5 separate regions of the Homo sapiens genome follow, and regions 1, 3, 4 and 5 are each linked to region 2. A link is an interaction called in ENCODE POLR2A ChIA-PET data of the cell type or tissue named here. Cell type or tissue: MCF 10A. All regions are shown on one strand. Links, peaks and the distances in the headings refer to the core of each region. The heading gives the core; the rest is flanking DNA. Region 1 has its middle 90 kb from the start of LINC02225. Region 2 has its middle 140 kb from the start of PLK2. Region 3 has its middle 120 kb from the start of LINC02101. Region 4 has its middle 110 kb from the start of LINC02101. Region 5 has its middle 52 kb from the start of PLK2.

Region 1 (6,272 bases), core at 1,165-5,164, 330 kb after region 2:
AATCATTAGGCATCTACCTTACAATCCTGATTTGGCTCATTCTAACTTCTTTTGGTTTCCCAATCTTAAAAAATCTGGAAAGGTATCCATTTTTCCTCAGTTAACTTTATATATGTAAGATACTGCACTGACATGGTTAAATTCCCAGGACGCTCAGTTCTTTAGTGATTGATAGATTAAATGGCTGGTATCATCACTTACTAAACTGTCTTGAAAGTGACAGAGCTTATGTCAAGAAAGAAATCTTATATGTTTTATCTTTTAATACCAGTTTTCCACAAACTTTTTGAAGTCTCCTTATACATATGAAGAAAAATAGAAGCACTGTCAAGTATGGTTTTATGGGAACAGCTGCCTCTTAAAGTCATTTTGTACCTGAATATTCTGCAGTTCTGAAATTATCAAATCTTGATTGGGAAGGAATGAATTTAACAAACAAAATTCAACAAGTTTTATCCCTGACCCCTATCCTTTGTGTTAAAGTTAACACCATAACACTTCAGGCTTCAAATAAATGTTAGTGTTTCTTTGAAATACCTTTTCCACTATCCAGACTTCTTACTGGGCACTAAGTACAATTGATTCTGCTTCGACAGGGACATTTGTATCTATCCTATCTTTTCCAGGTTTTCAGTCAAAGCCCTAGCTCAAGCTCTCGCTGTTTCTAATGCAGCCTTTTGAAGGAGCCTCCTAGATGCTGTTTATGCTTCCTCTCTTACCTCTTGGAATCCCTCCTGTAAATTGCTGCTGGCTTAATATTCATGAAAAACAGCTTCAATTCTGACATGCATTTGACTCAAATAATTGATGGCTTCCACAGTGCCCAAACTCCAGAGCCCAGCAAGCCAGGCCATCTCTAATGTGGCCACAGTCTTTGACACCCCCCTTGACATGCCTTATATACACCTTACCTTTCAGGCACATCAGAGTTTTACAGCCAAATAACACACAGAAGCCCACCTCTGAATCTGAATTCTATTGATCTTGGTCTCCTTTAAGTAGCAATTAAGGCTCTCATAAACCTTTCCCTATCTACTGCTGACTACTTTTCACACTCCTTTCTGAATTATTAGAATAGGTAGCACTAATCGATATGAAAGTATTTTTTCTTACTTAGATCATCTGCTGCTGAGAATCAGTCTGAATTTACATCCAGTGAACACTGACTGATTTGACCTGGAACTCATGATAAAATGATTTTCCCTTTATCATTTAGTACTTTAATGAAAGTTTGAATTAAAATATGTAGTAAACATTGAATACATTTTGTTAGACTTAGAGGGAAAGGATGAAAGAAATTAACAGTTAGAAAAAGTCAAAGACATTTCTCCAACTGACAGATAGCCGAATCTTGTCCCTTGTAGTAGCAAGAACCTGTATAGACACAGGAATCATCAAATCTACCACACAAAACTGATCAAAACAAGAAAGATTCAATATATCCTGGGTGATTAGAGAGGAGAAAGAGAAATGTTGCCCTGGACTGTTTCAAGGTTCCAATACAGCTTCCTCTGGTACTGCACTGCAGTCTATGAAAGAACATCATCCACAAATCCAGAGACCTAGGCTCCCCTCCTGCTCCGTAACTGCATCCCTGCAGGTCAAGTACATCTTTTCTTTACAGTTTGCTTATCTTTCTGTAGAAGAAATGGACCAGCTCTCTCAAGACCCCTAACACCCTCATTAATTATACTACGATTAATGAACTCTACAAAACCTGCATTTCCATTTTATGCAAATACTTTGAATACTACACAAGCCCAAAAGAATGTTTTAAGATATGGGTGTGTTAAAATATTTTTCAGAAATTTCTCCCTAATCTCCCTTTCATGACATCGAGTTTAAGTCATAATAAAATGCTCCAGTTACTATCGAAGTGAACAGCAAATTGACAGTTTCTTCCAAGATCATCCTTTTCTTTTTTCTCACTTCTAACAAAATCTTTTCTTAGTCATGAAGGGCATGGCCTTCTTAAACAGCAACATGTTTAGCAAGAAAAATAAATTTTAGCTTGCTATTTTCCCTGCATCATTAGTTAGATCACAGCTCTAGTCCCCAAAATCCAACATAGTTTAGCTCCATTACTGACTACATGCCTTAGTAACGTGAGGTAATTCAAAAGTCAGATTTTTCTCAGAAGCAGAATTTGGGTTTTAAAAGCAATGAAATCGATAGTGCCTCCTTTCAATCAAAGGATGCTTACAACACTGGATTCTCATTCAGTTATTATTACTTAACTCAGTTTCCATTTTGCTCTCAATAGTCTCACAATTGTTATAAGAGAAAAACAACAGGGATTCTTAGAACCGTAACCAATTGACTCAATGCTGGATGTTATTTAGTAACTTTCATTTAACAAACACCCTGCACTTACCACAGTAGCTATATGTATTCTCACTGTCATTGACAATGCTTTAAATCCATTGCATTCCCAGAATAGTATTAATAACACATTTTCTACTATTTGCTACACTTATCTAATTTTCTTTCAGGTAATACAGACTGTCTTTTAGATTAATTGAATAGGCCGGTGAACTTCTTTATTATCACCAATCTGCTAAAATGAGAAAAGAAAGAAGAGAATAAAATATCTATTGTACACATCTTAATTATCAAGTGATTTCTAAACCGCTGATAGTAGACTGTTCCCAGCTTCACTCGTTTGCACTTTGGATCAGATTTGAGTCTCTTTTCTGAAGGCTTTGTTGGTTCTGCCTCTGGGTACACTATGACTCACCTTCCGTGGGAAGAGGTTTGTGCTCTGTTTAGGTGAAAACATTAAGACTCCTTAATTTCCTTAACAGAATAACAACATTACTACCTCTCTATTGAGAGCATGCAAATGTCTTTACAATGAACAATAAAACTCAAAAAAGCTGCCTTTCAGTCATTCTCCAGGGAGTTCCTATCAAAAATGGATTTCAGATTAATAATATTCAAGAGACATCATTAAAGTAATATTGATGTCAAATTCTTTTTTTTTTCTAGCAAGTTCTAATAAGCAATGCACTTGGACTACATTTGCTTAATTCCTTTCTGAACTGCTTCCATTTGCCAATACAGCAGCTGTCTCCTCCAAAGGCTGTTCTGCTGTGTTGGGTATCATCACTGTTTTAGGCACCACTGCCACTCTAGCAGATGCTACTCTCTCCTTCTGGGTATCACCAGCTCCTACTGGGTACCACACACTCTGTTGGGTACCACTGCAGATGCCACCATTGAAAAAAACTGATATTCCAAAATGATAACACCAAATGGGCATTCTGTTCTCTAGAATGCACTAGGTGCCAAAACACTTCACAGATCATCAGGAAAATGGTATTCTGATGAGTATCTCCCACTCATTTGTCAAACTTGCTCAGACATTTTTCAAATCCAGCAGAGGATTCCACATGGGTTCAAACGTGCCACACTGTTACTTTAAATGTAAGCTACTTCAATTCCTTTTTAGAAGCAGGAGAGCAATGTTATTATACACACATAAGTAAAAGCTTATATTTTTATCTACAGAAGAAATGCAGAAGAGGCTGTGCTCATAGCCAAAATAAACAGATTCTTATATGGTGTGATCTAATGGTATCAAAGTATAATTTACAGAAGCTCAAATAATTAATTCATATAGATATAAATGTTGCATATTTTTAAATGTTTAAGTTAATAAAGAGGAAACTAGTGGCCGGGCGTGGTTCCTCACGCCTGTAGTTCCAGCACTTTGGGAGGCTGAGGCAGGCGGATCGCGAGGTCAGGAGATCAAGACCATCGTGGCTAACACGGTGGGTGAAACCCCGTCTCTACTAAAAATACAAAAAATTAGCCATGCCTGGTGGCGAGTGCCTGTAGTTCCAGCTACTCGGGAGGCTGAGGCAGAAGAATGGAATGAACCTGGGAGGCGGAGTTTGCAGTGAGCCGAGATGGCACCACTGCACTCCAGCCTGGGTGACAGAGCAAGACTCCGTCTCAAAAAAAAAAAAAAAAAAAAAAACTAGTGAGATGATAAAGCTAGTTTCAAAAACATTTGAGAAACTGGATACTTACAAGCATTAAATAAAAACAAAAAAAAAAAAGAAGGAAGAAGGGAGAGAGTGAGGAAGGAAAGGAAGGAGGGAGGGAGGAAAGGCAGGTTAGAATAAGATTTCTGGGTTAAATTTTAAAAACTACTTAATGTCCTGTAGGGCAATGACAGCACAAAATTTGAGGTTATCTTTTCAACTGAATAGAAGTACACAAATTAACATATGTCTGGATGAAAACTAAATGGTGAATAACAAATTAAACATATACACCCTCCTAGAGAATTAAATAAATCATCCAGTAGTCTTGTTAAACAGCACCCAAGTGATATTGAAAGGACATGCCTTCCCCAACTTTTTACTTATTTTTAGATTTTAGATACTATTTTTTTAAGTCTCCCGTTTTGGTTGCAAATAATCTGCAAAAATATTCTTGATTAACTAAATAAGGCTAGTCTCATATTTTGGCCTGATTACTTACATATGTAGAACAAGAGGAGTTAATTACTTTTGTTAGCCTCCTTGAGTTTGCTCAGTAAATCTAGAGCTATTTGGCATTGAGCAACACTGAACCAGTGATTAGCTTCTGCCTGGAAATTTTTATAAAAACTCTTAGATTTGACTTATAAATGCTTCCAATTATTTATTCTTCTACCTAGGGATAGGAACCATAGCCCAAGAAACTTCCTCACCTGCTTTATTCATAAATGTAAGTGAATTTCTCTCCCTTCAATCTACTTAAAGTAAACTAAGGTCCCTGGTCTGCTAGGGAGTGATTTTTTTTTTTTTAATCAGCTGTGAAGCTGGAACCCTGTAAGAAAGACAGAGACCAACCTGGCTTTCCTGGGAGGATTTTGCAGGCATTAACTTCATATATCAAATCAATCCTTGTACCTTAGTGGTAGGCTTGTCATAGCTGATTAAATGAGCATTACTCTTTATACGACTGACACACCAACCATGGAGTTTGTTGCAAAATCAATTTGATGCAGGACAAGTGAGCCCCAAAGTGGGGCTTAGCCCATAACACTTCTTAGCTTTGCCCAAGAAAGAATTCAAGGGCAAGCCAGAGGCAGAAAAAAAAATAGCTCTATTGAAGTAGCAGTGTTACAGCTCCATGAGTGCTCCTGCAGAGCAAGGCTACCCCACAGGCAGAGAGCAGCAGCTCAGGGCAGTTTTGCAGTCATATTTATTCCTACTTTTAATTATATGTAGATTAAGGAGCAGCTTGTGCAGAAATTTCTAGGGAAGGGGGAGTAACTTTTGAGTCATCAAGTCATTGCCATGGAAAGAGGCAGTAACTCCCTGGTGTTGCCATGGCAATGGTAAACTGGCATGGCACACTGGTGGGTGTTGTTGGTGGAAAGCTGCTTCTACCTCTCCCTGTTTTAGCTAGTCCTGAATTTGGTCCAGTGTCTGAGCTCTGCCTCCAGAGTCAAGTCCTGTCTCCTGAGTCAAGTCTGGCCTCCTATCTCAGATTTGTCTATTTATATCTTGTTAAGTAAGAGAACAGATTTTTATTGAACCTATGCAAATAAATTTATTACCATGAAAAGTAATGAGGCCCAGTAAAAGTATTTTTTCAGAATTCTGAGGAATCAATGAGAATCAGATACCAATTAAAGTTTTGCTTTAGTTACAAAGGCACAGTCTACTAAATTGAGGATTCACAATAAATAAAGAGAAAAGCCCCCTTATATACCAATCAGAAAAAAGAGCATTAAAACAATATCCATGATATTTAAAAAAAAATCACAGGTAATTTTTCTTTATCAGTTCATTCACTTTTCCTTAAGTAATTATTATTTCTGCTAGAGTTTCAGTCAGCAATCTCTTTTAATAAAATCATTTCATTGGACTGAAAAGACTCAGTTTGCTATGGTCAGAAAGCTGTCTAAATTATTTCAGCTTTAAGCACTGAAGCTTGCACCCACATATTTTTTGTTGAAATATCAATAGTTAGGAATATCAGTTATGGTCCTTTTCGCAAGGTTCTGAGACCATCCCACTTTATTGAAGAAACAGACTGTAACTTGAAGTGTATAGCAGAGACTTCAGGCAAGCATCAGATAACTCAGAAACCGTCTGTTGATGAAACTGAAGGGCTGTCATGAATTTATTACAGTAATCAGTAACAAAATTGAAGAAAGTAAAGTGCTCAATTGGGGTGCAGTGCACAGCTATCCCATCAGGGCCTGATCAATGTTTCCCCTGAGGATAAGAACATCTCATCACAGATAGGATATAGACAGACACCAAGGC
Region 2 (6,272 bases), core at 1,428-5,427:
GACTAGGAAAGCATCCATCACCCCACATGCTAAAAAGGAACATAAATCAGTGAATTGTTTTGAAAGCCTCTTAGTAGTCAGTGACTTACACCAAGTTTCCATCCAGAGGGTATTCCGCCTCTTGATTCTGGATAGCCAAACAAGTGAAAAGCCTCCACACATTTCAGAAATAGTCATCTTTACTTCTCATCTGGTGAGCTGCTGAATAAGTGGTTTGTAATCTAAGATCTTAAATGTGGTAAACATTAAGTAATACTCATTCTTTTTATTAAACAATAAAAGGGTTTTCATCCCATTTTATAATTAATTTTTTGAAAGTAATTACTCAAGTTCAGGCTTGCCACATTCAATAAATAAAAATATAGGACACCAAGTTGAATTTTAATTTCAGAGAATTAATAAATACTTTTTTAGTATAAATGAATACTTTGTAGTATATGTATATCCCATGCAATATTTGTCCCAGATAGTACTTGAAACAAATTTATACTAAAAAATTAGTTGTTGTTTATCTGGATTTTAAATTTAACTTGAATTTCAAATTTAATACTTGCCTGACAACCCTACTCAAGTTACACATCTTATAAAACAATTGGAGACATATGGTAGATAGATGTTTAGGGAATTGGTGCTCTTTGTTTTATTTAGATTAAGAGTTTGATTGCATTTTGTGTTAAGAATACTTTTGATGAAAGGATGAGCTAAATTATGTGGAGGCCTAATAAATGAGTCAGAATTGCAGTAGGAAGAATTTTGATTAGGTTTAAGGAAAGCTATTTTGACTAAACAGACAATAGTTTTCAGATATATTTCCTTGGAATAGAAAGTTTCTCAACCTAATATTTTCATGATCCCAGACCCTCTGAGATATTACTGTCTATAAACTTATGACATCTTAGGTACAAAGACCAAATGTTTTGAATAATGGAAAAAAGTAGATTTAATCTTTATGAAAACTTAGATTGTTAATAATTTACTTGTTAAGGCTCAGCGGAATAATTAGTTGAAAGGAACTGAAAACAGTGTTCAGTAGAAATTTTTGTAGGCCTAGATCCTGAGAGAAGAGTTCTAGGGAGAAAGGATTAATATTTGAAAAATAATTTTAAATTTAAGCTTTTACCCAAGGGTTTTCTATTTGAAAGTAGACTGTAAGCTCCTAGATGGCAGATCTTTATCTTATATATTTTGGTATCACCCACAGTACCTTACAAATCAGATGCTCAGTAAATATTTTCCAACGGAGAGATTAACATTTAAAGTTTGTATGGAGGGAAGCATTTGTCCTCGAACGCACTGCTATGTGCCATAACAGCAGATCTTCCAGCAAATAAATATGGAGAGCTTGCTACCCTATTCATAGCACTGCCAAGCTGTCAAATCATCTTTGAGTGTCTTTTGTTGGTGTGTCCCAAGTTATTTTCTTCCCACTGATGTCATCCACATGGTCTTGTTTTTCTGGTTCTCCTTTGAACACTTTGATATCCTCCTGCCTTCCTCTAGCTGCTTCCAGCATCCATCATGTTCCCTTTGCCTTTCTGATTTATCACTCCCATTTCCTGCGTGTGTTCCCAGAGTAGTGTTTGCTCCGTTAGAGGGATTTCCTTGCGGACAGTTCTGCCCAGAATACGTGATGCGATATAGACAATGGAGAGAATCTGTTCAACTGGACACATCATGTTTTTTTTTTTCCTGTGCCTTCAAGTAAATATGTTATTTATTTCCAAGTTGTACTGCTTAAGCACCCCCCATGCTTGGTGCAATTTATTCATGATTGCACTCGTGGAAGTAAGACAATTTTTCTGGAATCTTTGTTTATGAAAAACTATTTTGACAGTTTTTTTTTGAAAGATATTTCCTTTATTTATTTTCCCCATCACCTCTCTCCTTAAAGCACAATCTTTATAAAATGATTTGGAGGTTCCTAAATCATTTTATGAAATTTCATCTAACTTTTTGAATAGGTAATATAAATACATGTTATAAAATCCAAAAGGTACAAATAATTTGAAGAGAAAAAAAACCACCCTGCCCCCTACTCCAGCCAATGAGCAACCCATCTTATAAGCAAATACTATTAGTTGCAGAATCTCTCCACAGATTAACTATACTTACATAAACATATACATTTTTTAATGTAAATGGAAGTATACATTAAATATTCTGCCATTTGCTTTCTTAAAATAATTGATATTTATTAGGAATGTAATCCCATTTTAGTACATATAGAGCTTTCTCTTTTTAAAAATGATTATATAACAACAGACACTGGGGCCTACTTGAGGGTGGAGGGTGGGGGCTCCAGGGAGAGGAGCAAAAAAATAACTATTGGGTATTAGGCTTAGTACCCGGGTGACAAAATAATCTGTACAACAAACCCAGTGACATGAGTTTACCTACATAAAAAAGCTCTACATGTACCCCTGAACTTAAAAGTTAAAAAAAAAACTATAAAATAACTGCATAGTATCCCATTTTATATCTGTATAATAATTTCTTTTACTAGGCACTTACTGATAGACATTTAGAATATTTTTCTCTGACTTTTGCTATTATACACAGTGCTAGAGTAAATATCCTCAAACATATGGCATTTCAGATACATGCAATATCTCTAGGCTAAATTCCCAGGTATTAAATTTTTGCAACAAGTTTGAAATGTTTACTTTAGCTTTAGTCATTATCATAAAAGAATATTCTCAAATAGGTTTTGTTGCTAGTCACAGATTTCTGGAGCAGAGAATCTCTATAGTGTTCCTTCCAACCAGGTGCACCTTATTTTGGCTATTATTTACATTCTGAATACCGATGGAATTAAATTAAATTTTCAGTGTTCTCAGAAAGTTTACTATCCAAAATAATACCAATAGTTGTTATAACTAGAGTGAATAGTAACTAAGGTGGTAACTAAGTACTAACTAAGTTGAATAATAACTGAGGTGGATCTGTACAACATGTAAATAATGGCAGGTAATTAGTTTCCTTTTAACTTTTGATTTACTGAAATTTAAGAATTGAGAATTTTATATAAAGGATTTGCCTGAAATGGATAATTTTATGAGAACTGTTTGCCTTCATATGGCACTTGAAGAGACCACTTGGAGGACACTTCAGACTCTAAAATATAGAGCGCATTGGCCAGGCGCAGCGGCTCACACCTGTAATCCCAGCACTTTGGGAGGCCGAGGTGGGTGGTTCAGTTGAGCCCAAGAGTTTGAGACCAGCCTGGGCAACATGGTGAAACACCACCTCTACTAAAAATACAAAAATTAGCTGGGTGTGGTGGTGGATGCCTGTAGTCCCAGCTACTTGGGAGGCTAAGGTGGGATAATCGCTTGAACCCAAAAAGCAGAAGTTGTATTGAGCCGAGATTGCGGCACTGCACTCCCATCTGGGTGACAGAGTGAGATTCTGCCTCAAAAAAACAAAAAGAGAGAGAGAGTATCAGAGGTAGATCACCTCTAATATGGCCTCAGATAACCCATTTTGTAAGTAATCTCAAATTGTCACCCTCTTTTTGCCTAAAATGAGTAAGCAGCTTGTCTGCTACTACAGAGACACTTAACGAGTGCTGCAGAGGATCTTTTTTTCTCCCTTATTTTCAGATAACACAGCCCAGACATTTGAGGCACAGCTCAGACTCTGTTCCACTCAGATAAATCATCCATGCTCTGCCTTCCAGCAATGAGGCAGAACTGGAAACATTTTAGATGAACAATTCTCTATAACTGATATCGCATTAATCCAGACAAAATGTCATTTCTCTCTTTCCATGCTCAGGGTGTGAAAATAGGCCAAGTCTTTTTATGACTCATGTTTACGCTTACTCTCTAGAATTTGATTTATGGCATTCAGTTGAATAGGTGCTCTGAGCTTCCTTTGGCCAGTTTCTAAGTGTGTGTATCACGCAATTAAGCAATATCAGGCTCACAGTGTAACTGGCTTCACATCAAAGTTCCATTATTTGCCATCATGGGCATGAGCCTTTTGTGTTGGTGTTTGCAAATCACCTGGAGGTGGAAGTATGTTGAAACTTACACTAAGATTTCCTCTTTGTGAGAAATCCAAATTGCTTAAATTTAGTGGCTTCCAGAAGTTCAAAGGCTGAGAAGCACCCTCTTTGTACTCATTCATAGTAAAGGAGAATATTGAGCCACATTCAGTCATACAGTCTTACCATTTGCAGTTGGAGAGTTGGGAAGAGCTGGTTATGCAGTCTTCAAATGGCATTATGTTGAAAAATGGCAATAGAAATGTCCAAGAAGATAGAAGCTTAGCTTCTCAAATAAGACACATAAAATTCTTTTACTCTTTCCCTTAGAAATTCTCATCATTATGATATGTAAAAATTACTGAGTTTAAAATGGGCACCTTTATAGTCATATACAGTTTGGCTAAGGAAAGATATTTAACTGAGTCTACCTGGTAACTGAGTAATCATCATCGTCCATCATGTAGCTTTCCTCTAGTTACCATAGAACTGGTTGTAGAGCAAGTCCTTTTACTCATTGGTGTAATTCTAGTCAGCTTGTTTAAAATATGCTTTGTATCAAATATGGTTACTGATTTCTTAGGATGATTTGGAAGATTAAATGAGATAGCATGTTGCTAAAGCTCTTAGATACATAGTGCTCTCCAAAAAAAATTGTAATGCTAACCACACGTGTGAGCCATATATGTAATTTTAATTTTTTTGTAGCTCAACTTAAAAGATATGAAAACCAGGTTGAAATAATTTTAATAATATTTACTAATATATTATCAATGTAACATTTAATCGATACAAAAATTACTAATAAAATAGTTTACATTATTTTTTCATATTAGGTATTTGAAACCTGATGGGCATTTTCTGTTTACAGTAAAACTCAATTTAGAATGACTACATTTTAAGTGTTCAATAGCCACATGTGGATAATGGATAAGATATTGAAGAGCACAGTCTTAGAACTATGGCAACCATCCCATAAATATTATCTATTATAGCTCTTGCTATTATTCTTTTTCTCTTCTCCCATGGCACTATTCGGCTCTACTCAACATTTATATACTTTTTCCTTGTATTATATCAACTTTTGGTTTTCATCCTTCTAAAGAGAATGCTCATTGAGAAGTACTTTTTTCCTGTAGACAGTTGTTCAACATTTATTGAGAATCTTTCATGTTGCAGGCATTGTGTGGCCTATTTCCAGTTCTGTATTTCCCATAATACCTGACAGAGTGTCTTTTCAATGGTAGGCACTCAATACATACCTGGTGCATGAATTGCCTAGTTTTGTGTACACACACATATTTCTGAGTAGTTTTTTTTCAACAAAAGTTACAATTTTTATAGATTTTTCTTTTTAATAATAAGCAATGGTTTTGAACAGTGACTGTATTTGCTTTGATTGAGTTTGATAATTTAATCTGTCACAGATACTTTTTGTTATTATGCAATCGTGGCGTGATTGCTCCACTAATGTATTCTTCTAAGACATGCATTGACACTTAAAGGCACAAACTTGGCACAAGATCATCATCTTTGCTTTAGAAATAAGCGAGCAAAACTGGACATTTTAATGTAGTGTTTTAAATGATGAACCAAAATAATTTAATATGAACATTCTGTATAAACTGTAAAAGCTGTACACATATCAATTGTTGCTAATGTTATTAATGGTCTATGGTACTTTTTACCATCTGTTCCACAGAATATTGATCCATGACAAACTCTCTGGGAGAAAACAAAATGGATCTATGGTCAAACAAGTATAGGAAATGATATACTGTATTCCACACCCTAGAGTTGAACAGTAGTAATGCACATTAGGATATTCAAAGTTCTAATTCACTTAGTAATGAATCTATTTGACTTCATTATTTGACCAATAAAATAATTTTTCAGGATGATATCTGTAATTTCTACAAAGATGGTATACCATAGAACACACAGAATTTAATTCTGGATCAAAAGAGGCCTCGGTTTTAAGCTTAGCTCCCCACTACCTACATCTGAATCTTCTTCAAGTCTGCTTCTCTCTCTGCACCTCAATTTTTTACTTTGAAAAAATATAAATCAATGATTTCTCAACTCTGATTATATATCATTGTCACTTGAGGAATATTTAAAATAAACAGAAGACTGAGTTTCCATCTCTAAAGGATCTCACTCAATATATTTGGGATGTGGCATGAATATCTGGGGTGTGTGTATGCACATGCGCACATGCGCATGCGTGTACTGGGTTCTAAAGTGAAACGAGCTAGCTGGAAGATGTTCAGGTGAAACTTGT
Region 3 (6,272 bases), core at 2,116-6,115, 75 kb after region 2:
GATGTGAGATGAATAGAGTTTGGATTCCAGAACAGAGCTTGTATTCTCATCAACACATATTTATAGAGCCCATATGTCCATGTTTTTCAGGGATAGCCCTGGTTTACTCCTGCTATCTTGCATAATATAATTACAACTTCACCCTTTCACTCAAAAACATCTTGGTTTTGTCAAGAATTCATATGGTCATCCTAACTCTTATATGCCTGGAGTTCTGTGAGGCACTGGGCCTACAAGAAGAGCTGGTCTTCAGGCGACTCACAGTTCTGAAAGCAAAACAAGCCTAGGAACTAAATGAACACCATCAAGAAAAGCTAAGAAATAATACATATTCCTGAGAAAACTTGCTTAGATCTTGAACAAATAGTAGCAGTTGGCTGAAGGTTAAAGAGAAGAAAGTTGTGGGGTGAAAACAGATCACAATTAATCACTATATTGTTTCTAACTGGAGTAGGCAAAAGAAACAACACATGCCCAAACTAAAGAACCATGAAAGAAAATGATCTCTGTGAGGTGGTGTACACAGTGCAAGTCTCAAAGACTTGAGTATTACAAGAAACCAAGTTTGCTAGAAGGAAAGTACATAGTTAGTAGAAATAGATTTTAATATATACTTTTAAATATCTTTTTTCATTATTTTACACCCTGGACCTCATCTCTCCCACACCTACACACACACACACACACACACACACACACACACACAGTTACACAGCTGAATGGGGCATATATGTACATGTGTATATGTATAGATGTCTCATATATGTCTTCTATTCTTCAGCTGTATGATAATCTATGGTAAGGGGTGTTCTATATAAGAGAAGCCAGAGAGTACAATTTTTTCCTAAATGTTTTTCAAAATTTCTCCCTTTATTTTATTTTTCCTTTGCCTTTTATCTTTCTTTTTACTTCCATTCTGTGATAGAATGCTGGTTTCTTCTCTTCTTAGAAATAGCTAAACCACAGTAAGCAGCCCCTCGATGAAAGAGGGAGGCTTTTTGTTGCTTTCTGGACAGTGGGATGTGAAGGAATTGATGTGCACCATTTCCAGGCTTGTACACTAAACCTTTCCCTATCATCAGTCATGTGCTGCTGGTTGGATATTGACTTGTAGTTCTTGGTATGAAGGGAGAAATCAGACTTACTGTGTCAAGCCATTGAAATGTAAGGGATGTTTGTTACAGCAACTAATGTTAATCATTTTAAATAATACACTTTCTCTTCCTCCTCACTTTTTCCTATGAAGTTCAGTAAAAGCCTGAAAAGATGAATGAATTATTCTAGCTGTTCTCCTGTACATCTTTTCTAACTTTGGAACCAGCTAGGTAGATGAAGAAGACTTCAATTTTTGTTTGGATTTATTTTTTAATTTTTAATTTCATTTGTGGTCTATTAAAGGATTAAAAACTTATCTCCTCAGAAGTGGGCCTGGGCAACTCCTCAGCTTATTTGATTATTCTATCATGCCCAATCTTCCTCCAATGTTTATTGGAGAAACAAAACACATTATGTAAAGATATCAACTTGGACTCCTTCCATATTATTCAATTTTTATGAACAAATGGAAAGAACAGTGAGTTGGGATTTGCTTCCTGGCCTCTCTCTCTGTCTGGCTGCAGTTTTAGGGGCCCTCTACACCACTCCAGTTTGGCTCAAGGTGACTGCTCAGGCTCACTGCCCTCCCTAACCCCTGTTATTTTCTTCACCTTCCACTCAATTACATGTGCCTTGATACGATTTGGCTATGTCCTCACCCCAAATCTCTCTTGAACTGTAGTCCCCATAATTGTGGAGGGACCTGGTGGGAGATAACTGAATCATGGGGTTGGTTACCTCCATGCTGTTCTTGTGATAGTGAGTGAGTTCTTACAGGATCTGCAGGTTTTATAAGGGGCTTCCCCACTCCCCCACCCCCTCAACCCCCCTACTTTTGCTCTGCACTTCTCCTTGCTGCCACCATGTTAAGAAGGACATGTTTGCTTCCTCTTCTGCCATGATTGTAAGTTTCTTGAGGCCTCCCCATGCTAAACTGTGAGTCAATTAAACCTCTTTCTTTTATAAATTACTGAGTCTCGGGTATGTCTTTATTAGCAGCATGAGAACAGACTAATACATGCCCATACTAAAGGCTTCTCTGCTTTGAGGAAGAAGTCAGAATACATTCATTTATTAAACAAACTTTGACCCTCAGGAACCATAAAATTCTAGGGATCCAGAGATAAATAAAACACAGCCTTTTCCCTTAAAGAGCTTGAAATCTGGTGATAAAGAGAAACATGTCAGCAGAGAATCACAATAACTATGGTGGAAATACGAACACCTAGTAAGAGAGAGGACATGACTAACTTATCCAAAGTTATCGGGAGAGGCTTTACAGATAAGTTGACACTTTAGCTAGGCTTCACAGAAGAAGGCTTTGTCAGGTGGAGTAGAAAAATAAAGGCATATGGGCATATGCAACTGTAGGTGTAAAGAAAACAGTTAAGAATAAGCATGCCACAGAATGATAACTATGAGGAATTAATTATTAGAGCATTAAGTTTGTACACATTGAAGAAATGTGTGGGTCTAGATTGAGAAGACCTTGGGAAGCAGCTTAAAGGACTCAGGCTTTATTTGAGGGGCAGGTCTTTACACAGTGCAGCTGTCATGATAAACACATGATTTTGTTTATAGTGTTAATGGTTGACACCATTTTATCATTTAAACAGTGTGTGTCTAGGGCTATCCAGGGTCTCTTTGAAGCTTTCTTAGCTATGATTTCATGTTTGGTGAGTCAGAGGGAGCAAGCAGGATCAGGAAGTACCAAACAATAGGACTGGGAATAACCGTTCTCAGAGGTTGAAGGCAGCGGATAAGGTCAGAGGGTGGAGTCTCCCTCGTCTTCCTTCACTGGTCAGGCAGAGCCCAACTCAGGTCCAACCTTGCTCTTCTATGCAAGAGCAACAGAATTGCTGGGTCTCAGACACAGGGACACCATTTGCTCTCCTTAATACCATCTTCTAAACCTGTATTGATTTCAATGCTATATACATGGTGGATATTCAACATGTGTTTATTGTTGACAACTGTACTGACCTTCCTCAACATCCTTATAAGAGGAATAAAGACAACATGTCATCACGACAATTAGGATACCACCAACTAAAAGATACTATCGTATACAAGGTGCTTCTTATATTGTATATGGAGACAATAAATTGTGTTATTTCTCTAAAAAGTGCACATATATATATATATATACACATATATATACACACATATACAATATATATACATATATACACATATATATGTATATATATGTGCACTTTTTAGAGAAACAACAAAATTTATTGTCAAATAATGTACTTTGTTTTATAAATTTTGAAAATATATAATAATAGACCTAGAATAGTAGAACTGGAAGGAAGCTGATACTTCATCTAACCTCTTATTTTAACAATGATGAAATTAAGGCCCAGAAATACTTTGCCAGCCACTAAATCTCTAATAGGATTTTAATCCAAATGAAGCTAATTCAGAAAAACTTTTATCTATTTCCAATAAAATCTCAGATTCTTATAACCCCACAGCTTTGATTTTGCATCTAAAATATTGTCAACAAGGATTCTTCTTGGTTTATTACAATTTTCCTCAGTTAAGTTTTTCTACAAGACTGTGTCTACATGAAGGTAAGACCTTCCACCCTTCTGAATGGTGCATGGCACATGGTATGTGTTTAAAAATTCTTGTTGAGTAATATTTAGCCATGCTTGCTCATGCTTATACAAAATTTAAATACTTCTATTACATAAACATTAGATATTTTCTTGGAGCATATTATTGAAGGAAGAAACAAAATCATGCCTATCATATCACTATCAAATATCACTTTAAAAACAATCCTTTAGCATTTTCTGAAACATAATGCCAAGTGGATGATTCAGATAGAAACTTCCGGTTCATGTTGATTCTTTTAGGCTTTGTCATGCCTTCGTGATGGCTGGTGATTGCAGGAAACATTATTTTGATCAGAGAAAGCTGCATATGGGTTTGCCTTCCATCCTGAAGGTTCAGATCCTTTGATGCTGAACCTGAGACGGAAACAGTCTTCTTAAACAAACTTGGTCCTTGGGTCTTCTATGGAATGAAAGAATCGTATCTCTGAAGTCAGTCTAAAATCTCTGAGCCAGTGAGTCTCAAATAGTGAAGAATGCACACTATCAAATGGGATAATATGTAATTTTTAAAAATTATAGTAAATACAATAGAAAGCCTATTTATTGTTTTCTGCAATACAATCAATAGAAAAACAAGCTCAAGAGAATCTTTGCTGGTTGAGAGAAGCAAAAGATCGGCTAGAGATGGGGGTGGTGGAGCGTGTGCGACAATATGTGATCCATTAATGCCTAAGGTAGGAACTGGCTCCTGGGAAGAGTCCACAGTGGGGATCAAAACTGTCAATCCTGTGCTAAGCCTTGTTAGTAGCACCCAGCCACTACTGACTGCTATTTATAACAGGTTCTGCTGGAGAATGTGATCCATCTTCAAGGATAAGATCAGATGGCTCAGGAAATGGCTGTCAAATTGTTTACTTTCTCATGACCTTTTCTACCAAGTCACCCAGCAGGTGCTTTCAGAAGAGTTATCCCAGAAGAGAAAATCCCCCAAACAACAACAGTTGGAGATTATTTTCTCTGTTGATAATCCTGAAACGCATCCCCATGGAAAGATTCAGAACACCTTCACGTTCAAGAAACAATGCATTTCTTGCTGATCATAACCTTTGTTCCATCCCTGTACAAAGAACTTGTAAAACTCAAGTCTTGCCTGATTTGTAGGTTCTCATGGTTCACCTGCTGCAACTCAAGTAGAGTAGAAACAAAGCTTTAGGTCAGACATGTCTGTCAAAATAATCTTTATAATTATACATCCTATAGAAATAATTGGGAAGGTAAATTATTCAGCCCTTGTAGGAGAGAAAAATAGAAAGCTAGGCATTGTTTTGGACTTAAACCTTAAGACCATTGTTGGGTGGAGTTGTGACAGTTGTGGGTGGGGGAAGAAAGACTTTCTGTTCCTAAAACTCATTTTCATACTTTGCTGTTTGAGTAAAATAGATTCAAAGTGTCTTCCTTCTGATTAGTACTCTTGCAAACCTTTTGAGTCATTTCTATTAATCATATCACTTTTTTTAAGAAATAAAGTCATATCTTGACAAAAACAAACCTGACTATAAACAAACACTTGCTTAACAGCACAACGTAACCAGGTTCCACCTGTAGTTTACAGAATGTTTTGAATGTTACTTATGGGTAGGGCCAGCCTTCTTCTTTGGTGGAAACTGTTTATGTAATAATAATATCAACTATTGTTTATGAAGTTCACACTTTGCACCAGGCACTATGTAAGCCTGTTACCTTATCTCATTAAAGTCTCATCACAAACCTATGAGGAAGGAAATATTCTTATTCTCACTTTGCCAGTGAGGAAACAAGCTTAGAGAAGTTACATAACTTGCTCAATATCACATAGCTGTTAAGTGGCTTGGGATGGTGGTGGTCAGGGCAGGTTGGTGGGGAGGCACAGTAGGGTTTAAACCCAAATCTACTACTCTAGACTTGATTCTCCTGGCTTTCATCCCTCTTGAACACAGTAAGGCCGAGGAGACGTACACTTTTAAGCTGTGATCAGCTTAATGTGAATGACTTGCAGATCCTTTTCTGAAGGTTATAAAAAGCAAAAACGATCACTAAGAGATCAATAAAGTGAGGAATATATGATGTAGAAAAGAAAAAAAAAGGCTGGAAGTTCAGAATGTGGTTGGTCCTGGGTAGGGATTCTCAAAGGCAAACTGCTAGCTTTGTAATTTTTCTCAAGGCCAATTCTTAGTGGATGCCTTTCTGAATTCATTTGGTGGTTCACCAGAATCTTAAATAAATAAGATAAAATAAAGTTACTATTACATGTTTAAGTTATATCTGTTTGTTCTTAGTAATCATCAGGTATTCTAGCGTCTAAAAAATGCCTATTTGTAGAGCAAATAGCAGATAAGAAACTGTAGAGGCATTGTGGTGATTTGATTGAGTGCTAATTTTTAAAGTCCACGTTGGGGGTAACTTGCTTTCAGGATTCTATAATGCAAATGTGGTAGTAAAGATAGTAAAGAGCAAACATTACACAAATATTTATGATGCATTTTACTTCTACCTTCAGTTTTTAACTATGACAAGCAATTAACATTTATCAAGTTAAAAAATAAATTTATTTCAGTTAAAACTCCAAGTCAA
Region 4 (6,272 bases), core at 304-4,303, 80 kb after region 2:
TGATCATCTTGCTAAAATAGAATTCCTTTATTTTGCTTAATTTACTCATCTGCTAAAAAATAAACATGGTGAAAAAAATATAGCCTTGAGAATCAGACAGACTCCTTTTTCTTGTGTGTATTGTATAATCTTTCCATGCCTCAGTTTCTTTACCTCTGTAAGATTTTTTTAAATAATAGATTTGGAGAGATAATTAAGTTGACATGACTATGTAAAGCTCAGAGCACAGTGCCTCTCAAGGAGTTACTTCTATTTCCTCTCCACTTTTAGGGAGTATTTAAGAAAATATTATTTCAAAGGCTAAGAAAAAGGATTGAAGATAATACAATAAGTGACTTTATTTTTCACTGGCAATTAAAATATTATAAATTTAGGCATCTTTACAAGGAAAAATATTAAATTTCATAATTTAATACATAAACATAAAACTATATTTTATAGTTATAATTAATATGTATGTGTTCTTTAGTTTTTGCTTTTTATACATAAAATGACATCCTATATATTTCCATATTGCCACTTAGCCACACTTTTCTAGCTTTCGTCATCTCCAGAATCCTGTCATGTCATAGTGTGCGGGGTCATTTATTCCCTTATTGCCGTCGTCCTTTAAGGTGGAGTCCAGCTTTTCCCAGTACATCCAATAAACATGTGGTGCACCCATTACAGAATTGGCATCTTAAGAGGTAGAAAGATGAATAAGACTTGTTCTCTGGCCCTAAGGCTCTTACAATCTAGGAGTTGAGGGAAATATGCAAAGAAGTATGATGCAACATGTTCAATGCTTTAACAAAGATGCTTGGGAATCACTGGGAACAAGGAAAAGGGACAATCTCCTTCATTAACATATTTGTGCAGATGACTTAGTTTGAAGAGTTGGGAATTTTCTAAAGGGAAACTATGCATCAAGAATATTAGGGGCTCATGGGGTTAATTTTTCAAATTGCCATATTACTCCATAAAATGATGAAAACTTTTACGGTATGTTTAACAACATCACATGGACCGTGTTCCCCATAGTCCTGTTAGTTCACTATGGAGTCTTCACTGTGATATATTTTCTGACTACTCAGGGAAATGGACTGCACCCTTTTTTTATTTCATCAAATACAATACATGCTTCCATCTTAGCATCTCTAACCCTTAGGCACCTGCAAGTTGAATGTCTGCCTTGCTCTGTTAGGTAATAGGCTCCCAGAGGATAGAGACAATGCCTGATTCATTACTAGATCTTCTATGATTAGCATACTGTTTGGGCCATTATAGATATTCATTAAGAATTATTTGATCAGCGCCGGGTGTGGTGGCTCATGCCTGTAATCCCAGCACTTTGGGAGGCCAAGGCGGGTGGATCACTTGAGGTCAGGAGTTTGAGACCAGCCTGGCCAACATGGTGAAACCCCGTCTCTACTAAAAATACAAAAATTAGCCAGGCGTGGTGGCACGCACCTGTAATCCTACCTACTCAGGAAGCTGAGGCAGGAGAATCACTTGAACCTGGGAGGCAGAGGTTGCAGTGAGCTGAGATTGTGCCATTGCACTCCAGCCTGAGCAATAGAGTGAGACTCCGTCTCAAAAAAAAAAAAAAAGAATTATTTTATCATAAGAAAATTTCCAAGGTCAATGAGCATACCATGTTACCCTAGAATTAGAATAATGATCTTTATACTAACTTTTCTAACTTTAAATGTATTTTACATATTAATATCAAGTTGTCTTAATAGTCTCTTTTAAATACACTGTCCTCTTCAGTGTTGTGCAAGTTCTTGGTTGTCAGATATTACATTCTTGCCAAATACTGAGTCCTAAATATGCCAAATACAATATGCCAAATACTGAGTCCTAAATACGAAGATGGACAGTATGCAAAGCTGTGCATCACATATTTAGTCACAAGGCCATCAATTTCCCAGATGTCATTAGCAGGAGGTTTACGTATTTCAGCTGAGACTGGCAAACATGAACGTATGTGGCAATAGCAGCAACAAGTATGAGGAAGTTTGAGGAAATACATGCCTACAAGTAGGGTGGTTGTGAAAGGATTACTGAGAAGTCCTGGGCTTAGCCCAAAGGAGACAGGGATATGTGCAACCCTGTTTGCAAATATTTCATTTATTCCTAGTGATATGGCTGCAGATATGGAAGAAAAGAGAAAAGAAAATAACAATAAAAAGACAGTCTTTAATCATTTCCATTGAATTAATGTGCTGAAAGATCTCTGTTTTACACAACTCAGGTATTAATACTTCTTTACAAAGTATTTACTAGCCATGAACACCATGAGAAAATTTAGACTGGTTTCCATGATATGACAGACTTATTTAAGGGACACTTTGTAGAAAAAATTTGCAGCTTTACTGAGAGGAAAAAAAAACAAAACTGCTTCTCTTTCTCTGTACAATGTCAACTGGCTAGAAACAGTTTATCTAGATTCGACAGAGCTTTTTGTTTTGTTGTGTTTGCTTGTTGTGCTTGTTTGATTTTTGCTCATTACTGATTATTTGCTTTTGCTAAATTATTTTTTAGCTTCATTTAAATGGAGCCCTTTGTTAACTAAAATTTTATTTGACTCTCTATGTTTAGGGAAAGTGCAAACAACAAGAACACAAATATCATAGTTTATTTAGTCCAGTTTCTCTACCTCAGAACTATTGACATTTTGGGCTGGATAATTCAGCACTGTGAGGGCTGTCCTATGCATTGTAGGATATTTAACAATATCCCTGATCCCTACCAACTAGATGCCAGTAACACCCCTCCCCAAGTTGTGACAATCAAAAATATCTCTAAGCATTGTCAATATCTCTTGGGGGCCAAAATAGTCCCTAATTGAGAACAGCTAATCTAGATTGTATAATTTAAAATGTTAATAATTAATGATTATTTATATAGAGAGGCATAAAATAAAACTAGTATAGCTTTACAAAAGCAAAGTCAAAATAATTCTATGGGTTATTTTCTGTCATTTGTATACATTCAACCTCATTTCTAGAATTGGACCGTTATCATGAATAATCACATGATTACCCCTGAAGTTTGTGCCATATTCTGCATTGCCTGAGAATGAGAAAAACATTTCTATTGAATTGTATGTATTCCAGCATTATTGTTGCATCTCCCATCTTACAGATGAAAGAGGAACAGAGCAGTTAAATGCATTACTTAAGATCACCCCAAAGCAGATCAGAGCTCATAGCCTCAGGTTCCAGAGTCATTATTATTTGAAATAGATAATGATCTAGAATGATTTTTAACAGTAAGAAATTAACAAAGGTTCCCAGTCAATTAGGATATTCACTTGAAAACTTTCAGTTAATTATGTTTTCTTTAGTATCAGATAGAACCAAACTTCAGTTTACTCTTCTCTTAAACTGAACAAACTCTGTTCTCCTTTGTCTGTCTCAGTATGGCCTGCTGTAACAAATGCAATAAACTAGGTAGCTTATAAACAACAGAAATTTATTCTCACAGTTCTGGAAGCTGGACATCTGTGATTGGGGTTGCCAGCAGGTTGAGTTCTGGTAAGGACCTGTCTCCTGGCTCATAGACGGCCGTCTTCTCACTGTGTCCTCAACATGGCTGAAAAGGCAAGGTAGCTTTCTGGGGTTTCTTTTACAAGCGTACTAATCCCAATCATGAGAGCTCTGCCCTCTTGTCTTAATAACTTCCCAAAGGCTCCACCTCCAATTACACTGGGGCCAGCTTTCAGTGTATGAATTTTGGGGGAACACAAGCATTAAGTCTATAGCACCTTTTGATGGTGGAAAGTTCTTTGGAAATCTAAGCTCTAGATTGCATTGTGATGTGTAATCCTTGCAGCATCACAGCATGAGCCTAGAATAAAGCCTAATTCCAATCAGCTCTTTCCTAACCCACCACTCACAGTGCTCCCCATTCAAACAATATTATAAATATTGCATTTGTCCATAAAGTCCAAGAGAACAAAGAATAACTGCTTGCATTTGTCTTAATATAGAAGAGTACTATTCATGCACCTCACTATGGGCAATGGATCATTCATTCTTTCAGCATCCCTTTATTGAGTATTGCTGATGATGTACCAGGCATTTTTCCAGCTCCTGAGGGTATAGTCGTAAAGAAACGAGGCAAAGCATCTACCCTTATGGAGTTTACATTTGAATGCAGCAAATGGAAACTAGACATTAAAATAAAAGAATTTAGAGTGTTTAAATTAGGAAGAAACATAAAGAAGTAAAGAAGGATAAATCTGTGACTGCATTTTAAATCCGCTAGTCGTGAAAGGTCTTTCTCTCTCTCTTTTTTTTTTTTTTTTTTTTGAGACGGAGTCTCATTCTGTTCCCCAGGCTGGAGTGCAGTGGCGCGATCTCAGCCCACTGCAACCACCACCTCTCAGGTTCAAGTGATTCTCCTGCCTCAGCCTCCTGAGTAGCTGGTATTATAGGCGCATGCCACCACACCTGGCTAATTTTTGTATTTTTAGTAGAGACGGGGTTTCACCATGTTGGTCAGGCTGGTCTCGAACTCCTGACCTTGTGATCTGCCCGCCTCAGCCTCCCAAAGTGCTGGAATTACAAGCATGAGCCACTGCGCCCGGCCCATGAAAGGTTTTTCTGAGTGAGAGACATTTAAACAAAACAAGGCATGCAAAGATGAGAGTGTGAAAATTCTCTGAAAATGCTCCATGTGGAAGAAACCATAAAAATGGCAAATCCCAGAGTAGGAGCACATTTGGCCATAGTAAGGATTTTATTTTGATTGCTATGGGAAACTATTGGAGGATTTTGAGCAAGGGCAAATATTTGAGCAGATATTAAACAAAAATATATTTGAGCCATATTTTGTAAATGTCCAGCTTTTGTTTCCAATGACAGTACTGCACATTATTTATTATATTTACTTGTCTGTGACCCATTCTGAAATCTCACCACAGATAGGGGCAGTACGGTTAGTTACAGGTACAGAATTACAGCACAGACTATACCTGTAGTACAGAATATACAGACTAGAAAGAAACTTCACCGTAAAGATTGTATGTGGATGAGTAGATTAATAACACACCGCATTTTTGATTTGTATTCAGTAGTGTAGCTGATGGTTCGTGTGAAGAATTAGATTTATTACTCTATTACGTTTGTGTATGTGTGTGTGCAGAGGAGGGAAGAATGTTAGTGCTCATACAAAGAGAGGCTCACGTCACAGTTCCCTAGGCATTGTTCTGATTACCCTTGTAGGCAAAATGCATAAGATTTTGAAATCTCAGTTATGGCTGTAAAATCACCTTCAAGCATCTCTTCTAAAATAGTGGGCATTATTCTGTCTTCTAGCTAACACAGAATAATCTAAACTATAGGACCAGCCATGTCCCACTCTCTTCCCCAAAATATCCCCACTTGAGATTGAGGTTATAAAATAGATTGGAATCTTTGGGGGATAGAGGTGATTTAAAAGATAGGATATGAAGGAAGGATGATTATATTCTACCCAAATACAATTTTGGCTATGTTATATAACCATTAAAATATATTTTAAAGTTAGGCATTGACTTATTATGCCAAAAAGTTAGTGTGATCATGGCAATTTCATGTGTTTAAACCTAATATATTGCTCTGAGGATTTTTGGTGGGTTTGTGGGGGAATAAAGGATAAGTATTACCTAATCTTAAGCTATTTAATGCTATAAAATACTTACTATACCTATGAACATTAAATTGTATAACTTTGAGGGCAAAAATTGCTGCCAAGTTAGTGTTTTTGGAATGGTCTTATTTTTCATGAAACTTACTGTCAGAAAAGAAGACCAGAATATCTCTAGGTTTGAATTTGACCCTTATAAAATGATTAGAGTGGACTTCATGGGCTGCCTCTTCAAATATCTAGAAAGTTAATAAACTGATTTTATAGAAGTATTACTAATTTTCCTGATTAAGGTTTTTGCACCACATGTGTCTCTAAAGCAATGCTAAAAGAAAACACATCAAGACAAGTTAAATAGCTAGAAATTACATATTTTAGTTTTACATTTGATAATCCACTTTTGGATTTGTTTTGATGCATGAAAATTTACATACTTTGGAGGGCCTGGCTCCCTGGAACTTTGCCATTTTTAAGATCCCTCCTACAGTGGCATTTATCCACCCAGGCAGCTCTCTACCCTGACACCAACCTACACACACCTAAATACCTCTGGCTCTAAGTGACAACTTTTGGAATAGGCATGAATCATCCAAGCCCTTAAGGGATCATTTACTAATCCATATTTTTCCCCAACTTCAGAATTACCTGGGCCTTTG
Region 5 (6,272 bases), core at 1,149-5,148, 92 kb before region 2:
CAAAAAGGTTCTAGAATTTTTGAAGAGCTTATGTCAAGTGTATACTTTTTAAAAGTAACCGTTTTCCAGAGTTTAACAATTTTACATGCTAAAGAAGTTGCATATTCTGATACTGATTGCATCTGCTCCTCATTCTCCTCTGACCAGCTCTATCAACTAAGGACTCTGCATTGTGAAACCAGAAACCGATGATGTCATGTCTGAGAATTCCATTGTACAGCATTTACAGTGGGAAAGGAAGTATTTTTTTTCTTGTTCCTCTTTGTATAAAACACCATACTATTTCTCATTTGCCTAAAATAAATGTGTTCTATGCCCAACTGTTACTCTGAGATGCCTATATGACTTAGAGCCAATTATCTAAATTGGCAGATAACTAAGTCAGAGAGATTATTTTTCAAAATTACAATAAGAAATAGATTATCTTTAAAGGAAGAGTCTTGTTTTAAAAGCTTGAATAAAGGCAACAATATAAAGGAATTATTTCTAGCTAGTTTATGGACAATAAAAATAGGATCAATGAGAAGGTATTTGGTTAGATTACAATGTACTTCTTTTTGGTTGTCTGCTGGATGTTTCCATCAACTTAAAGCCCTGACTACTTGGTATTTCAGTATTATGTTCTGAAACAGACTCTTCAAGGCAGTCACTATTTGGACTCAGTAAAAACAGTTAAAATAACCAGGATTTATCAAACACTGACCATGTCCTAGCATGGCCTTACTGGCCCACAGGAGCCTTCATGTATCTTGGAAAAAAAGCCCTCTAGGTGGTGGGTGTAGGGCTTGACAAGCAATAGTACCAGAGTTTTGAAAGGTACCTCATCCTCTGAGCAGATCCAGCCCCATGCCCATGTTAGGCTTGGAGAAGAGTGCTGGATTTTAGCCCCCACTTGCTCCCTCAGCAAAGCACCCTGCTTCAGAGTGCAATAGACACATTCATACACAGTGTGAAGGGCTTTATGTGGATTAACCCACCTGATTGGGAGGATAAAAACTCTATGACTGGAGAACTGTTATTGGAAACATAGTGAGCTTAAGTAATTTGCCTAAGACAGTGTGGTGAAGAAGAAGGGCAAAAGGGACTTTCTAGTTTCCAGGGTAGGGCCCCGGTTGTCCTGAGAACTTATCCTGCAATAGAAGAAAACTGTCAGTAATCTTGATATTTGTATGGAAAATTTAACAGAGCTAGAAATGCATCAGAACTCAGGTCCAGATTTTATAATCATGGGAGGAAAGAAGCAGAACTTGCAACAAACTGAGAAAGCAAGCCTAATGAAAGAGGTATAACAACAGTTCCTACTAGGAACCCCAAATATCTGAGACAGTTCTCTGTCAATTTAGAAAGTTTATTTTGCCAAGGTTAAGTGTGTACCTGTGACACAGCCTCAGGAAGTCCTGATGATTTGTGCCCAAGGTGGTCGGGACTACAGTGCTTTTATTTGTTTTAGGCAGATATGAGACATCAATCAATATGTGTAAGATGTACATTGGTTTGTTTGGGTAAGGTGGGACAACCGGAAGTGGGGGCTTCTAGGCTAGAAGCAGATAAGGGACAAAAGATTTCATTCTTTTGAGCCATTGATCAGCCCTCCACTGAATACACAATTTAGTCTGGCTCAGTGAATCTGAATTTTTACATAAACAATAGGGCAGAGGAAGCAATCAGGCATGCATTTGTCTCAGGTGAGCCTCAGAGGGATGACTTTGAGTTCTGTCTGTCCTTTGTCCACAAGGAACTTCCAGTGGACAAATTGCGAGGGAGTTATGTAGCTTCTCATCTTTGTGGCTATCTTACTTAGGAATAAAATGGGAGGTAGGTTTGCTTGACATAGTTCCCAGATTGATTTTTCTCCTGGTTTAGTGACTTTGGGGTCCTGAGATTTATTTTCCTTTCACACTACTATCCTCAGAAAGAGGATGGTGAGAGGATATTGAGGGTTGTATCACTATAGCCATCTTTCCCTTTCACTAGTTTGATATGTCTAGAACTGAAAAGATCAAGATGTGAGGAGCATGGAGTTATATCCACACATCACCCGTGGGCTCCAAATTTCCCCAGGATTATTTAGTGTCATTAGACATGACAATGAGAAGGGGACAGAGTAAGGAAGGAGTGCCAAGGGCCATGCTGGGGATGAAAGATGTCAGATGGGCAGCTAGAGAAACCACACAGTGCCACACAGGAATGGTGGCTAAGGTGAGGACAAGTGACTGTTGGGGTTAGGCAGCAAGCATTGGGATCTCTGGAAGAGAGAGGGTGACATGGTCCCATCTGAAAGACACATGACCCCACAGTCTTCTGCCAGAACTAAGAAGCATGTTTGGGAGCAGCTCAGCATTAAAGACTTTAGACTCTTTCCCATGCATCCTGTTTGAACAATATATATGTATGTATTTCCTCCTGGAGGGCAAAAGCAAGAATTGAAAAAACACAGGCTGTGATAAATCAGAAAGATTTGTATAATACAATAAATAAAAAAGGGTTGGACATCTTTAGGAAGCAGGAAAAACTCCAGCAGTTAAAACTGAGAACAGAGTGTTCAGGAGGTAATGAATAGGCCAATCTGGCTGAGGCAAAAAACTTGTCTGGTGAGATAGTAAAAGACAAGATTGAAAGGTAGGTAGGAGCCAGACTGCAGAAGAGTATGAATTCCAGGAAGAAAATCTACATGTTTTGAACATCTTTTATCTGCTAAGCAATTTAACATACATGAAGTCATTCCATCTGCACTATAGTCACCAGTTTTATTTTTAAATTTATTATCGTAGTTCTCATTTTACTGATGAGGAAAATGAACTTCAGAGAAGCTAAGTAACTTATCCAAGTTTAGAGGTAGACAAGAGATTTGAACCCAAGTTTATCTGAGTCCAAAACCTGAATACTTTTTGCTGTCCCAAGATAGTAGAATTTAACGAGGGGGTTCTTCAGAAATATCATGAAATTAGTGTCCCAGGAAGATTAAAGTATCTATGGTGAACTGAAGCAGAAAGCCAAGTGGTATGGAGCATTTTTAGAAAGTCATTTCGGAGCACAGCCTAGACCAGGGTGGTGGTAATGGAAAGGGATTGACATCAGAGACCCTCCTAAAGAAGAGTCTGCAGAATTGGTGTCCGACTGAATAGCTGATGAAGAAAAGGGAAGAACCAGGCTAAGCAGTGAAAGGAAGACTTGATATGAATTTCTGAGACTGAGTGTCAAGCCTGGTTCTGTTTGTAATGTGAATTTGCCAAAAGCAGGATCTCTTGAAACTGCATGGCCTTGTCTGCAAAGCAAAGATTGGATTAAGTATCCTTTAAGACTTTACCCAGCTCTGAAATTCCTGACATCTCTGACTCAAAGATGACTCAAGGTTGCAAGTTTGGGTGGCTGGAAGAACATTGTTTGATTGATGCAAATACACTGATATTTCCTAACAGTGTATTATAATGTTTTGGGATGGAGAAAAGGGTTTTCAGCCTTGTTTGTGGCTTTCACTCATATGCACCTGTGGGCTTCACCTGATTTTTGCACTGTGAAAATCCCTCCATCCCCTTTCCATTTACCATCCCTCTGTCTTCTAGCCACAGCTCTGCATTCCAGTTCCTAGTTTCCCCTGCCTTTTGCTGATTCCACACTGACTAATCACTTTTAGTCTTGCAAAGTGTCTATAGTTCACTAGTCTGTAGCTACCAATCTGCTAACTTTTTCTTGTTAGGATTAACAAAAGACAAGACCAGAAAACCTTTTCATATAAATGATTTGCCAAAGAAACCTTTCCAGTTCAACAAAAGAAACGGTGTATCTTGAAGTCATCACCACAATAAGATCTAGAGTATGGATAGAAACTTTTTCATCACCACGATAAGATCTAGAGTATGCATAGAACTTTTCTCCAAATAATTTTAATCCTCTTTAACAAAAATACAACATATGAAAACATAATTGGTAAAATTAATGAATTAGGAAACCATTTCCTTCTTGGAAAGAGCTTTTCAGAAGAGACTCTCTTAAATAGTGAAATTATCTGAAGCATTTAAAATATGACTCAAATGTTAAAAAATGTTATTAGCATGACAGTTTAAAGCATTTACATACATGTAACATAGGGTACACTTGTGAAAGGGAAGGTAACCATTGTAATCACATTAGTAATCAACCTAAAACAATGTTTGGAGAAAGTAGGCTGCACCTAATGTTCCAAGATTTTTGCTGACTGAGAAGCACCACAGGAAATATGGTAATAAACTCTTCCCCAACATTCTAGTTGAGATGAGATTTGCAAAACAATAGGGAGCGCTGGTCATCAAGGTGAATTCTTAGACATCTCTTGACCAAGTCATTTTCTTCAATGAATCAGGTAACACTGCAGACAAAAAGGCCTAAATTTTCACCACATTCTTGCAAAGCAGGGCTGCAAGGCAGCGTTGAATCCTTTAGTGAGACTAAGTGGGCCACTGGCTTGTTATAGGTCTTCAGGGATTTCAGAAAATTCCCCTGTCAGCCACACGTGTCTCTCAGACCTGACATTCCATTGTTAGAAACTTTCTTTAATGTTAAGGAATTTTGATTCCAAGAATATTAGTTAAATGCAAATACATGACCTGGATAACAAAACACAGATATGGCATCAATTCCTGCCTCTACCACTTAGTGTCTTTGGAGTTTTAGATCATTTATACAACCCCTTTTTGTCCCTCTTAACTTCACAAATTTGTCTTTGATAGTATCTTCCTGTAATGGAGTTCATTATAGAATTATTTAATTTTCAAATGAAGAAATTAATGTCACCTGTCATGGAATCATAGAATTGGATGAATGTCTAAAAATCTCTTTTATACTACAAGTGATGGATCCCATAAAGGCAAAATAACATACCCAAACCCCAATCCAATAAATGCATAATGTGCTGAGCAGGTCAGCTGGGGAAGAGCAGAGGAGCTTGGCATAGCTCTTATCTGCTACTGCCAATGCTTAGGAAGTCTTAAGTAACCATAATAAAAATAACAAAAGAGTGTGTCAAAAAGGCAGAGAGAAAGCGAAGACCCAAACTTCTGAAATTTAGTTATAGATCCCAAATTCCTAAGCTAAACTTAGGAGAAGGGCTAAGAGGTGCAAGCTCACATGCAGACATCTCACAAAGTCACAAAGATGCTCTTTTTGAGACCCACTCAGGAAGGGATCGTCTAGGTGGGTTTGAGTACTGTCCATATTACAGCAATTATCTTCTTTGCTTAGGGATTAAAGCAAATGTTTTATTCTGAATCTTTTTAGTGGAAGAGGAAACATCAAGACTCTAAGACAGCAATATTATATAATTTTTTTCCTCTGACATCCACACTCACCACTGCCATTCCTACCTCAGTTGTTGAGTTACTTTATTGTTGCCTCATGCACATGCTTTTCTTGGCAGTAGAGAAAGTTGAGAAAGGAAAAGGGAGTGGAAATAAGGATGAAGAGAGAAAGACTGAATAGCTGGTTCTTCCCCTGCTGCAGGCATTATATATTTCCTCACTGAAGTCAGCGATTGCCTGCTCAGGCAGGCAAGGGTGAAGCTCCCTGACAAGCTAGGGCTCCTCAGCTTGCCAAAGTCGACTCTGAGGATGCTAACTAGTTTCCCAGTCCTTAATCTACAGAAAACATCCCCAGAAAAACTTGTTATTTCTAAAAGCCTTCAAAAGCTGTTCTACTAGATTTTGTGTTTCGTAATGTGGATTGGGAGAACTATCTCCATTGCCAGTTCCTCCGTTATAAATTGATTACAAGTTGCCATCCAGAATTGGAGTTGAAGAGCTACCAATGGCCATTTCTCTTTTCCCCGTTCACCAAACGTTTACCATTGCAATTGACAGTGTACTTGGTTTAATAGGCTTACCTGACTTCTTCTGAATCATGTGCTGCTGAAATGGTTGAACTTCTATTCACAAAACCATATGGAATTCACATTCCAAAGAGGCTATTCCCTGAAGTAGACAATCATCTTTCCAGTAAAACACTGTGTCAAGCTACAAAGTGATGATTACTCTTGGGTGGGGCTTTGAGTTTCTAGTTGGCAGATAGTTTGTTTTCTTAGTCAAAATGGCAGTACCTAAGCAGCCTTATTTTTATCAACAAATTAATTGTTTAAACTTCTTCAAGTAATTAAAAACTAAACATCAGAAGAGTAAAATGTGACATTTCCTAACATGGTAGATCACACTGTATCTGCACCTTCTTGTGCCAAACCCAGGTAACCACGTTTGCAATCTGACAATAATTGCATACAGTTACTTGCATGCAAATAGCAGTAGTCT

What was found. ChIA-PET counts read pairs that join two places held together with the same protein. Peaks named below come from ENCODE experiments on the same cell type or tissue, not always from the same donor. Only the 100,000 strongest peaks of a DNase experiment are listed, where the experiment ranks them.
Region 1: POLR2A ChIA-PET joins it to region 2 with 6 read pairs; 1 of 35 experiments calls an interaction of 5 or more read pairs at or near these places.
Region 3: POLR2A ChIA-PET joins it to region 2 with 7 read pairs; 2 of 35 experiments call an interaction of 5 or more read pairs at or near these places.
Region 4: POLR2A ChIA-PET joins it to region 2 with 7 read pairs; 1 of 35 experiments calls an interaction of 5 or more read pairs at or near these places.
Region 5: POLR2A ChIA-PET joins it to region 2 with 6 read pairs; 2 of 35 experiments call an interaction of 5 or more read pairs at or near these places.

Annotation. Positions count from the first base shown.
Region 1 is chr5:57,986,036-57,992,307 of GRCh38, reverse strand. No RefSeq gene overlaps it. Among named protein-coding and RNA genes, the nearest start is that of LINC02225, 90 kb to the right of the region's middle. In MCF 10A, for the core only: no CTCF peak of the experiment used is centred there; a DNase peak (open chromatin) is centred at 2,717.
Region 2 is chr5:58,312,416-58,318,687 of GRCh38, reverse strand. No RefSeq gene overlaps it. Among named protein-coding and RNA genes, the nearest start is that of PLK2, 140 kb to the left of the region's middle. In MCF 10A, for the core only: no CTCF peak of the experiment used is centred there; a DNase peak (open chromatin) is centred at 3,917.
Region 3 is chr5:58,238,144-58,244,415 of GRCh38, reverse strand. No RefSeq gene overlaps it. Among named protein-coding and RNA genes, the nearest start is that of LINC02101, 120 kb to the right of the region's middle. In MCF 10A, for the core only: no CTCF peak of the experiment used is centred there; a DNase peak (open chromatin) is centred at 3,945.
Region 4 is chr5:58,231,189-58,237,460 of GRCh38, reverse strand. No RefSeq gene overlaps it. Among named protein-coding and RNA genes, the nearest start is that of LINC02101, 110 kb to the right of the region's middle. In MCF 10A, for the core only: no CTCF peak of the experiment used is centred there; a DNase peak (open chromatin) is centred at 1,950.
Region 5 is chr5:58,404,586-58,410,857 of GRCh38, reverse strand. No RefSeq gene overlaps it. Among named protein-coding and RNA genes, the nearest start is that of PLK2, 52 kb to the left of the region's middle. RefSeq lists an enhancer at 3,943-4,591. In MCF 10A, for the core only: no CTCF peak of the experiment used is centred there; a DNase peak (open chromatin) is centred at 3,347.